2 separate regions of the Homo sapiens genome follow, and region 2 is linked to region 1. A link is an interaction called in ENCODE POLR2A ChIA-PET data of the cell type or tissue named here. Cell type or tissue: HepG2. All regions are shown on one strand. Each heading gives the region's core, and the rest is flanking DNA. Links, peaks and the distances in the headings are about the cores only. Region 1 overlaps TTLL4 (tubulin tyrosine ligase like 4). Region 2 overlaps CYP27A1 (cytochrome P450 family 27 subfamily A member 1).

Region 1 (5,376 bases), core at 94-5,093:
TACCAAGCTGCTTTCCAGTGCATCATTTTGCATTCCCATCAGCACCTTCTCAATATCTCAGTATCATACTGACACTTGGTATTTTCAATCTTTTAAGTTTGAGCCACTTTAGTGTTAAGTGGTATCTTGCAGTTTAAACTGCTCTTCTCTGACTGCTAATGATGGGGGCTTTAATCTTTCTAAGTTAACTATCAATACATCCTCAGCTTTAATTATGGATAAAATCAAAGTATATTTTACCATAGTTTGGTAATATTAACACGCTATTGTAATAGTATTGTAACACTATTGCATGTTATAGTGCTTTTACTTTATATGTTCTGGGTGGTAGTTTTGGTCTGTTTTAGAATCCACTACTTTAAATCTGCATCATATATTATCAGGCACCTTGTTAGGTGCTTTTCCTCCATATTTTAGTCCCATAACTATTCTGAGTAGGCTTTGGTGTCCCCAGTTTACTAACTGAAACTTAAATATCTTTTCAAAATTCTGTTAGCTTTGCCTGTGGCAGTCCCTGGCATTCCATGTATCTCAGTCTATTATAATTATGACACAGATGGGTTTTAGAAAACCACCACCTGCTATTGACCCTTCTTGTGTTTTCACCTGTAAAACATTTGCCGAGAGCAACATATGACTGCTTGCAACTTTCACTGATCCAACGCTGGTGAAGGGGCAAGCCAAATGAGCTGGCATAGATCCCCGGATATTAATGAGCGGGCAAACTCTGCTACAGGGGGAACTCTAAAAGGCCAAGAAGGGTTGTGAAAGGCTTGGTCAGAATCTCAGGTGGCAAGAAATGGAGCTCTCTTAGCCATCTGAAAACCATCAGTGTTTCCAAGTCTCACAGCAGTTGGGGGATTCGAACAACAGTCACAGGTAAGCCTTAATCTTAGAGGACAAATCAAGGGGAGCCCAGGAGAGGAGATCCCTGTCTGCCTTTGTTGGTCACCTATCTTGGGTAACTAATTCAGCTGAGAAGGAAGTAGAAAGGTCTTTGTGTCCAGATGATCAGTCTCCTTCACTGGCCCTCAGCAGCACTGGACTGCCCCAGAAGCCACTGGGTATGTACTTTGGCTAGGGTGACAGGGGGATACTCACCCTCAGCCAAACAGCTTGAAACCAAGAGAAGGTACCTGTAATGACAACTGCCCCTTCGTACAGCTGTTAGGTCCATATATCTGCTCTTTGGGTCCAGTTCCAATCAAGTTCTCTTATTTTCTGTACCCTGCTTCTCCCCTTTCCAGCCACCTGACACCCACTGTGCTTGCTTTCCCCTTCTTTTCAAAGCTTCTCTTGAAATAATTTAATAATCCCACTCAGTTCACATACTTCTAATGCTTAATGTGCTTCCTTTCTCAGGGATTCTGTGCTCTGACTGTGAAGTGTTTAACCAAAGAATAAATCCCCAGAGGAGTGATAATGTAATAGGAGGGTGAATGGTGATGTTTGTGTGTGCACTGGGGTGAAGGTGAGGGCCATGAGCTATCTAGACCCTGTTCTGGCATCTTCACTTCTAAAATATCTCGATGGCAGCTCCACCTCCTGGAGGAGAGGGTTTTACGTTTCTTGCCTGTCTCTTCCCACCTAGGGCACAGGGCTTGGACAGCAAGTGGAGAAGGTGTGACCATGCAAAGTGCCCTCTATGTCCTACGTACTTTCACTACATTTGGTTTAAATCTTCGCAACCCTGCACTGTAGGTATTATATTCATACTACAAAGAAATGGAGACTTAAAAGTTAGATGACATGCCCAAGGTCACACAGTAAGTGGCAGAACTGGGATTTAAACCCAAGGTCAGCCTGATTCAAGGTTCCCGATCCTTTCCTGACACAAGGCCATCTCTTCATTACTATTTCTTCTAAGAAACTGAGTTTCTCATCATTCCAAAGTGGATGCAAAGTAAACAGCAGTGACTGCCCTCCTCCACTTTCCACCCCAAGCCCTTACTCCACTACTCCAGAAATAGCCTGCACTTCATTCCTTGTCTCAAGAACACTCGCCTCCCTTCCTCCAAATAGACTAGGTAAGTTATCAACTTAGGAAAACAACTGACATATTCTGACAAATATTTATTCTACTATACTCCCAATTTAACCTTCCCAAAAAAATCTCATTCCTTCTCAAAAATTCCTGCTTAGCTGAATACCTCATATTGTGGGCATTCAATACAAAAGTATATATGCCAAATGCTTGATAAGATTTAATTTTCTCTCAAGAGTGAGAGGTAAATGTGGTATGTAAGTCCCATTCCTTTCTCCTACCCAGCAAAACACCCATGTCTATCAGATACTCAAATGTGATGAAAATTAAGAATAATGTACAAACTTGTTTTAAACTAAGAGCAGTGTCTTTCCATTGCTCTTTTAGGACCTTCATTGCTCACAAGGACTTAATTTCCTAAGTCCTTCTCCCTTCCCCCACCATGCTTCCCCCAATACCCCCATTCAGCAATGCTGGTTCCCTCTCCAGTTAGGGCAATGGAAATAGATTGGTTGTGTTGTACAGGGATTCTCAGGGGGCAAGCCAAAGAACTGAAGTTCGTTTTCATGGAGTAAACCAGCTCAACCAGGACTCCGTGCCTAGGTCCTTGCCGTGAAGGCCCAGCCACAACAAAACTGCCAGGCAGGCAGCTCATTTTCTCTTAGGAAGGCAGCAGATTCCCCATGTCATGTCTGCACTAGAATACTGCAGCCAGCGGGGAGAAGAGGCGGGTCACTTCAATTACATCAGAAAAGATCCAATAGGAGTGTCAAGGACCTCTCCCATTATGGCCCGACTTTAAAGTCCTTACTATTGAGCAGCCAATGATGCCCAGGACTTTGTCACCAAACTTTCACAACTGTCAACATGGCCTTAGGACCGGCCAAACACCCACCTACTCTGTGGCCTTGAACCCAATCAGGCCTCTCAGTGATCTTTCCAGGGCCCCACCCCACCTCGCCACAGAACTCCAGGAGCCATGAAACACAGAAGTCTCTATCTTTCCAAAGCTCAGAGAGAATGGGGGCAGCTACAGTCCAGGGTGAGACCAAGTAGCTGAGCTTTCTGCCTGATGTGCAAAGAGAAAACTTGAGTAGCAGGGACACGGGGCCAATTGGCTTCTTATATGTGCCACTGCTAGAAAAAACTAAGTAAAGGGACTACAGGGGCTGGGGAGGAGGCAAGCAGCAACCACTAAGTGCAGGGTTAGGAAGGAGCACGGCTTCAGAGAAAACCTTTCTGATCCGAACTCTTCCGCTTGTGCTGTTCCCAGGTTCCACTTTCTCATACCTAGATGAGAGACAATTAGAACTTCTGGTTCAAGTGCTGGGGTCCTTTGAGATCTCTGTAAATACAGTTCACTCAGTCAACATTTATTGAATAGTCACTGTTTACTGAGTCTAGAGGAGGGAGGTAGAATCAGTTCAGTACAAGAGTTTAGTCTGAGGTTTGATTGGAAGCCCATCCTACAATAGTGACTGCTCCTGAAACCCACCTACCAAGCCGCCAGACCCTGCTTGCTGCACAGCAGAACATTGAGAAACCATGTTTGTTGCACTATAGAGAAACCACATCTCCTTCCACCCTCCCCCTGGACTGTGTCCTTTGATACATGGAGACAGGTAACAGCTACTGGGATTATCTGGGCTCCTTCACTGGGGCCATGGGAAATTCACAAAGTTCATAGACCCTCTCACACCTCAGAGAAAGCCAACAGCTAAAGAACAGATGTCCACGAGAGAGACATCTAGAAGGCTGAACGAGCAGTGATGGGGGGTCAGAACAGGAAGACCTAGGGCTGCTGGCAGGGTGGGTATTTGGAAGGAGGCGGTGAAGACCCAAGACTAGGATGACAGGAAATGGGTTCGGCATGTTGTGGCCTCTCCGCCTGTCTACTGAGGAAGTTCAAGGGTTTCTCCTCAGGACAGCGGTGGGAGAGGGGTGAGGAAAGACCTAAGGAAGTAAGGACCTCAGAAGACCCCCTCAAATTCAGAACAAAGGATTTCCGGTCCAAATATGTTCTGTATGTTTTCTCCTCTTGAGCTACAACTCAGCAACCACACCAGGGCCCCCAGACAAACCACACATGGCTCACTTAAGGTAGAAACCAAAACCTGCTTTATAAGGCTGCGTGGCCACCACTGGCTTCTCTGCTGAGATATGAGGTGCCAGCCAGGCAGACAGGTGACAGAGGGTGACCCTTCCTCACCTTCTCCCCATCACTACCATCCCTCCGGCCCTACAAATACCCATCTCTATAATGCAACCACTTCAAAAAATACTCTGAGGAGGGACAGGGTGAAAGGGGTAGGGGGTCAGACTGGTCTGAACAGCAGGCTGGTTCCCGTGAGGTAGCTGATGCCCATGCTCCTGGGCAGAGGCTTTTGGAGAGAGGCCAGTTATGGGCTCACAGCCAGGAGGGAGTCACTGATTGACTGGAAAGTGGAGGAAGCAGAAAGTCTTGAAGTCTGCCCAGAGCACTTGATCACAGGTAACGTCTGGGTAGAAAGGCTGGGCTCTTTGCTGGTGTCCTCACTGTCCTTTGAGGAACTGGGTTTCTGGGGATAAGGGGAAAGGCCAGCTTGAGTCTTCTTGGATTTGGGCGTGGTCCCGTCTTCAGAGAGTAGTAGGCTAACCTCACAGGAGCTTTGTTTTCTGGAGGGAATAGGTGGTGAAAGAAATGACTGAGACACTGTTTAACTGAGACTTTACCTTAGGATTTGCCTTCAGTCTGGAGCAGGCATTCACGACATTACAGTGTTGTAGGCCAAAATTACATGGAAATGTAATAACCATAAAAAAAATTCTATTTACTTGAAGGCTTGAGACCTGCAGTGCAAGAGTGAATGGGGGTGCGGGTAGAGGGCTAACAATTTCCCACAGCTAGTGGGTATGGCTGACAGTGGCTGCTTCAGGAAGCACTTCTGTCCTCCAGCTCAGCTTCCCTGGGCATACCAAGATCTACCAGAAAAAGGATGCTATGGCTGCATGTCCTGACGCTCCCACCAACCCCCAGCTGGAGAATGCTGATCTCACTGCCACAGTCTGGGAAGAGGGGAAGGAAGAAAACTCTACAAACTCACAGCCAGCAGCCCCTCCCTTGCCCAGGCAGCACTCACCCCAGCTTGCTAGTCTCTGATTTGCTGAAGGCATTGAGTATCACGTCATCCTTTGAGATAGTCAGAAGTGATGTCGGGAGAGACCACTAAGAGCAAAGGAAGCAATGAGACCAAAAGGCTTGGCGGAGGCAAGGCAGGAGTGTTTGGGGTCTTGGTACCCTCCAGCTCTACCTCTAAATGGATCATGGGGTTCTCCCCTTCCCTACCCCTCAGGCATGGGCCCAGGTGGGTAAAAGTCTCAGTTCTCTTCTGAATCAAACAAGAAGTTGAGGC
Region 2 (5,376 bases), core at 294-5,293, 53 kb before region 1:
TGCTTAGTGAATATTGACTGATTATCTTGGAATTATACAGCTCTGGAATCTTCCATATGTCAAATAAGGGGGAGCTGCAGAGGCTGAGGAATAAAGGAGGACCAAGTTAGGGTTCCCGGAGTGCTCAGGCTCTAAGCCTTCATGCTCTGCTTGGCTCAGTGGGTCAGAGGGACAGGGAGGCCCACGAGGCTGATGCTGTAGGCTCTTGCCTCAGTCATGCGGTAGATGGTCAGGCCCCCTCCCTGGTTAGGCAAGGTAGGTGGTCAGGCCTCCTCCTTGGTTAGGCAAGGGTGCTCACGTGGGTGGAAACATACTTTCCATAAGCAAGATTAATGTCCAGGGACTGCCCCCACTCCCAGCTGTTCCTCAAACCTATTTCCTTTCCTAAGCAAGCTGGGTATGAGTCCATTTTTTTAAAAGGCTAGCTGTAGAGCAATAAGTACAATATGGTCCAATTTTAAGAGGAGACAAAATCCTACCTATCCACATGTATATTTGCATGCTCCTGGATAAAGAGGGGAGAATACACAACAAACTGTCAGTACTGGTTGCTAAGGAGGATGCAATAGGGGTGGAAGGGCAAGAGACTTCATATTTTATTATTGGAATTTCCACGGTGAGTATTACTTTTGAATTTTTAAAACCAATAAAGTTGTATTTTTGTTTGTTTTGTTTTGTTTTGTTTGAGACAGAGTCTCGCTCTGTCACCCACTCAGCTCACTGCAACCTCCACCTCCCAGGTTCAAGCGATTCTCCTGCCTCAGCCTCCTGAGTAGCTGGGACTACAGGTGCATGCCACCACACCCAGCTAATTTTTTGTATTTTTTTTTAGTAGAGTCGGGGTTTCACCGTGTTAGCCAGGATGGTCTTGATCTCCTGACCTCATGATCCGCCCACCTTGGCCTCCCAAAGTGCTGGGATTACAGGCGTGAGCCACCGCACCCAGTCAAATTTTTTTTAATATATATTTTTTCTTTAATGACCTTCAACACCCCACCCCAGGAGCTGCCTTTATTATGTTAAGGGAAAATTGCAAAAAGATAAACTGAAAGTGTTGCTGAAAAAGAAATGAAAACCAGAATAGACCTATTTGTTGGGACTTCACGTTGTTCCAAAAGTAAAACTCTCTCAACAGTAGGAATCGGATATACAGAACTTAAACGTGGTTGTTAAAAAATCACTTGGAGGAAACAATGCTTCATAAAATGATATTTTAAAAATATATATGTTAAAACAAAAATTTGAGAACCCCAAACTTATCATGAGTTAGCAGAATAGCTTTTTTTCCCCAGTCATCTGACTCAAAGATTCACAAAAGAGCTTTTAAATGCATGCATATGATATCATCTATTCAGGAAACTGGCTTTAGAGAAAAAAATGTAAATAGATTACAAAGGGCTCTACATAATGTTTAGCTCCGATTCTAAATCTGAGCTGTCATGTCATAGGTGGCCTGGCCCAGTGAAAACCTGCAACCTAAATCTTACCCTCAGTGGCAGATGTCAAGTTAAAAAGTTTTTTTTTTTTTCTTTTTTGAGATGGAGTCTCACTCTGTTGCCCAGGCTGGAGTGCAGTGGCATGATCTCGGCTCACTGCAACCTCCACCTCCTGGGTTCAAACGATCCTCCTGCCTCAGCCTCCCAAGTAGCTGGGATTACAGGTGCCCACCACCACACCTGGCTAATTTTTGTGTTTTTAGTAGAGACGGGGTTTCACCGTGTTGGCCAAGCTGATCTCGAACCCCTGAACTCAAGTGATCCGCCCACCTCAGCCTCCCAAAGTGCTGGGATTACAGGTGTGGTTTTTGCCATAATTTTAAATGGTGAAAACCACAATGACTTTTGCACCAACCTAATATTTATTAGTGGAGAGCCAATGAATGGTCCCTGGGCTTCAGCACCTCCCAACAACTGCTCTCTAGACCATCAGGCTCAGAGGATGCAGAGGGTACTATTCTGCCGGTTATCCACCTGCCTGCCCTGTGCCCACTGTCTTTCGCCCTGGCCCTCTGGGGCCCTGTTCCAGTCCCTTCAGGCCCCAGCTCACGTGGTGAACGGCCCATAGGTCAGGTCGTGCTGGTCCCGGTGCTCCTTCCATAGCTCCATGTCGTTCCGTACTGGGTACTTGCCCTCTTGCCGCATCACTTGCTCCAAGAGCGGGGCACTGGCCAGGTTCACGTGCATCTGAGGCCCTAAGTAGGACATCCACATTGGACCGTACTTGGCCTTGTAAAGCACCTGTGGAGTTCAATCAAAACTGAATAACTGGGCCAAGCTGGGCAGGTGCTCCCAGGACAGGAGATGAGGTGAGGAAGGGTCTGATGGCTACACAAGAGCAAATGAGCTGGGCAAAAAAAAAAAAAAAAAAAAAAGGGCATTGTGTATGATGTAGGCACCAGGATGGCCTGTTGTTCCAGAGGAAGAGCAAATTTAAAAAATGGGCACACAAGGAGCTAGAATATTAGAGCAATGCGTGTCTGGTGGAACTGGAGGCATTGAGGTCCTTGGAGGAGTGAAAGTTTGGAAAAATGGGCTATATGGCAAACTGAGGTACGTTGAGGTGTATGTTGGAGGCCAGCATTTGAGGGAAACTGAGCCCTTTAGTGAGGTGAGATAGAAAGCCTATAGCTCCTTTTTTTGTATTTAAATCTACTGCAGCTTGCTGTCAATGAAATGATGAATGCCTTATGTAATCAACAAGAAAAAAGAAGACTGATGAGAAAACAGAAAAAACAATAAGCTGGATGAGAAAGTCAGGGTCCAAAAATAAGTAAGTAAGCCATGCGGTATGATATTTATTTATTTATTTATTTCCCATGAGTTTCCTGAGCTTCCATATGATTTTGTCTTTGAAATCTAAGAACATGACAAAAAAAGAAATAAAAAAAAGTACTGGCCATGTTATGTAATATAATTCTCAAATATTTTATCTTAGAATTTCTAAAGCACTTGACGATAGATATCCACGGCCTCTATGAAATTGACATTGCTATGATAGTCTTATAGTTGCTGAAAATGAGAAGGAAAAGAAACACGTTTTGGGGGGTAAAAATTTAAAATAACCCACAAATCCTAAGACTATATTTCCTAGGTAAGTTACACCTACAAACTGAAAGAAAATGAAACACAGTGGTTTCCTGGGCACTTCATCTTTCCTAATCAGTTACTGAAGAGATTTTGAGAGGATCAGAATCGGTTCCAGTATAGAAATTAGGCCAAAGACCTTCTATAAAAGAGACATTACCAATTGTGGAGATGAAATCTATCATTCAAATTACAGAAGGAAACGTCACCCAACCCATAGTCCAGAAAAACTCCAACTTTACTGGATCTTAGTTTTGGTGTTAAAAACTGGATTCTCCTAGGACCAATCCAACATAATTGCCTCCAATATATCACCCATATACCCAGACATCACCTTGAACAAATGGCTGATTCTGCCAGTTCCTGGAAGGACAGTCTTGACAAACCCCTAACATCCATTTAGACCTGTTTCCCATTTCTACCTCCCAGGAACACCTGCCAGTGTGTTCTAATTTTGAACAGCTGATCGTCTGCAAACTGCAGTGAATATGCCTATTTTCCTGGAAGGAAAATATACTGCTGGTAGGACTCCAAAATAACACATCCCTACTTGGAGGACGATTTGTTAATATTTACAAAAGTACGAGCAAATTTATAAACAAAGCATGAGATATCCACATAATGAAATACTATGTCACCTTAAAAAGGGATGAAGAAATTCCTTGTGTACTAATACAGAAAGATATCCAAGATAGATTATGTGAAAAAGTATATCTTTTGCCTAAGAAAGGAGGTCTAAAATAAGAATATATAGTATTTGTATTTGCTTTCATAGAAAAATACTGGATGGATACATAAGAAACTAGTGAAAGTGATTACTGGACCGGGCATGGTGACTCACCCCTATAATCCCAGCACTTTGGGAGGCCAAGGCTGGAGGATCACTTGAGCTAAGGAGTTTGAGATCAGCCTTGGCAACATGGCAAAACCCTGCCTCTACAAAAAAAAAAAAAAATTCGCTGGGCATGGCAGTGTGCGCCTGTGATTCCAGCTACTCGGAGGCTGAGGTGGGAGAATTGCTTGAAGTCAAAGCTGCATTGAGCCATGACTGTACCCACTGCACTCCAGCCTAGATGACAGAGTGAGACTCTGTCTCTAAATAAATAAATATAAAGTGATTACTATGGGAGGGTCAGGGGAGCAGCGGAGGGGGTCAGACTGCTTAGTGTGTATCATGTTCTATTGTTTGAGTCTTGAACTATGATAATGTATTACCTATTCAAATTTTTAAAGTCTAAAGGTACAAAAAGAAATGTTTTCTGAAACAGTAAGTCACCTGACATTGACCAGATAGTTCTAGAAGGCAGGGAATCCTTGCTGAGCCTCTGAATTCCTGTAAATACTCCTTAGATTTATAAGTGCCCCAGCCATATCATTTTCCTGTGAGTGAGTTTTGTTTTTTTCCTTAAAGGTTGCTTTTTAAAAAATACTTTACATACACATCTATTTTCCTCTATTAAATTCCCTAGGAGGGCCGGGCACAGTGGCTCACGCCTGTAATCCCAGCACTTTGGGAGGCTGAGGTGGGCAAATCACAAGGTCAAGAGTTCGAGACCAACCTGGCCAACATGGTGAAACGCCGTCTCTACTAAAAATACAAAAAATTAGCTGGGCATGTTGGTGGGCGCCTGTAATCCCAGCTACTTGGGAGGCTGAGGCAGGAGAATCGCTTGAACCCGGGAGGAGGAGGAGGTTACAGTGAGCCAAGATCATGCCACTGCACTCCAGCCTGGGTGGCAATGTGAGACTCCATCTCAAAAAAAAAAAAAAAAAAAAAAATTCCCTAGGAGACCTGTCCTAAAAGTAGGCTTAATTTGTTTCCAGTTTAAGACATTAACAATAATAATTGCACGTGTTTCCATAGAGCTGACCATGAACCAGACACTGTTCCAAGAATTTTACTTATATTAGCTCATTCAATCCTCACTACAGCTGTTTGGGGTAGGTTTAATATTACCACAATTTTGCCGATGAGGAAACTGAGGCCCAAAGAAGTTGCTCAAGGTCACTTTATCATTAAGTAGCAGAGTCAGGATTCAAACTCCAAACACCTGGCTGGAGGCCATGCTCTGAACCACTTACTCCACGGATCCCTGAGAAAACAACTATGTCCTTCTAACTGGAAACAAACGTAGGCCCTTGAAAAGCGTGTACTATTTTAAAACCACAATATTATGCAATAACAACCCAGGATTACTCAACTGTGGCACTGTTAATACTCGGAGTGGATAATTCTATGTTGTAGCCGACAGTGGTGTGCGTTGCCGGGTGCCTAGCAGCATTCCTGGCCTCT

The links. ChIA-PET counts read pairs that join two places held together with the same protein. Peaks named below come from ENCODE experiments on the same cell type or tissue, not always from the same donor. Only the 100,000 strongest peaks of a DNase experiment are listed, where the experiment ranks them.
Region 2: POLR2A ChIA-PET joins it to region 1 with 5 read pairs; 3 of 35 experiments call an interaction of 5 or more read pairs at or near these places.

What each region holds. Positions count from the first base shown.
Region 1 is chr2:218,753,397-218,758,772 of GRCh38, reverse strand. It overlaps TTLL4 (tubulin tyrosine ligase like 4), which reads right to left. Exons shown (of 20, transcript NM_014640.5): 19 at 5,104-5,189; 20 at 3,357-4,639. The coding sequence ends at 4,384. Among named protein-coding and RNA genes, the nearest start is that of CYP27A1, 26 kb to the left of the region's middle. In HepG2, for the core only: a CTCF peak has its summit at 1,562 (motif pointing left); DNase peaks (open chromatin) are centred at 2,812 and 3,362; H3K4me3 peaks cover 1,060 bases.
Region 2 is chr2:218,806,438-218,811,813 of GRCh38, reverse strand. It overlaps CYP27A1 (cytochrome P450 family 27 subfamily A member 1), which reads right to left. Exons shown (of 9, transcript NM_000784.4): 2 at 2,047-2,237. Among named protein-coding and RNA genes, the nearest start is that of MIR9500, 14 kb to the left of the region's middle. In HepG2, for the core only: no CTCF peak of the experiment used is centred there; a DNase peak (open chromatin) is centred at 5,263; H3K4me3 peaks cover 103 bases.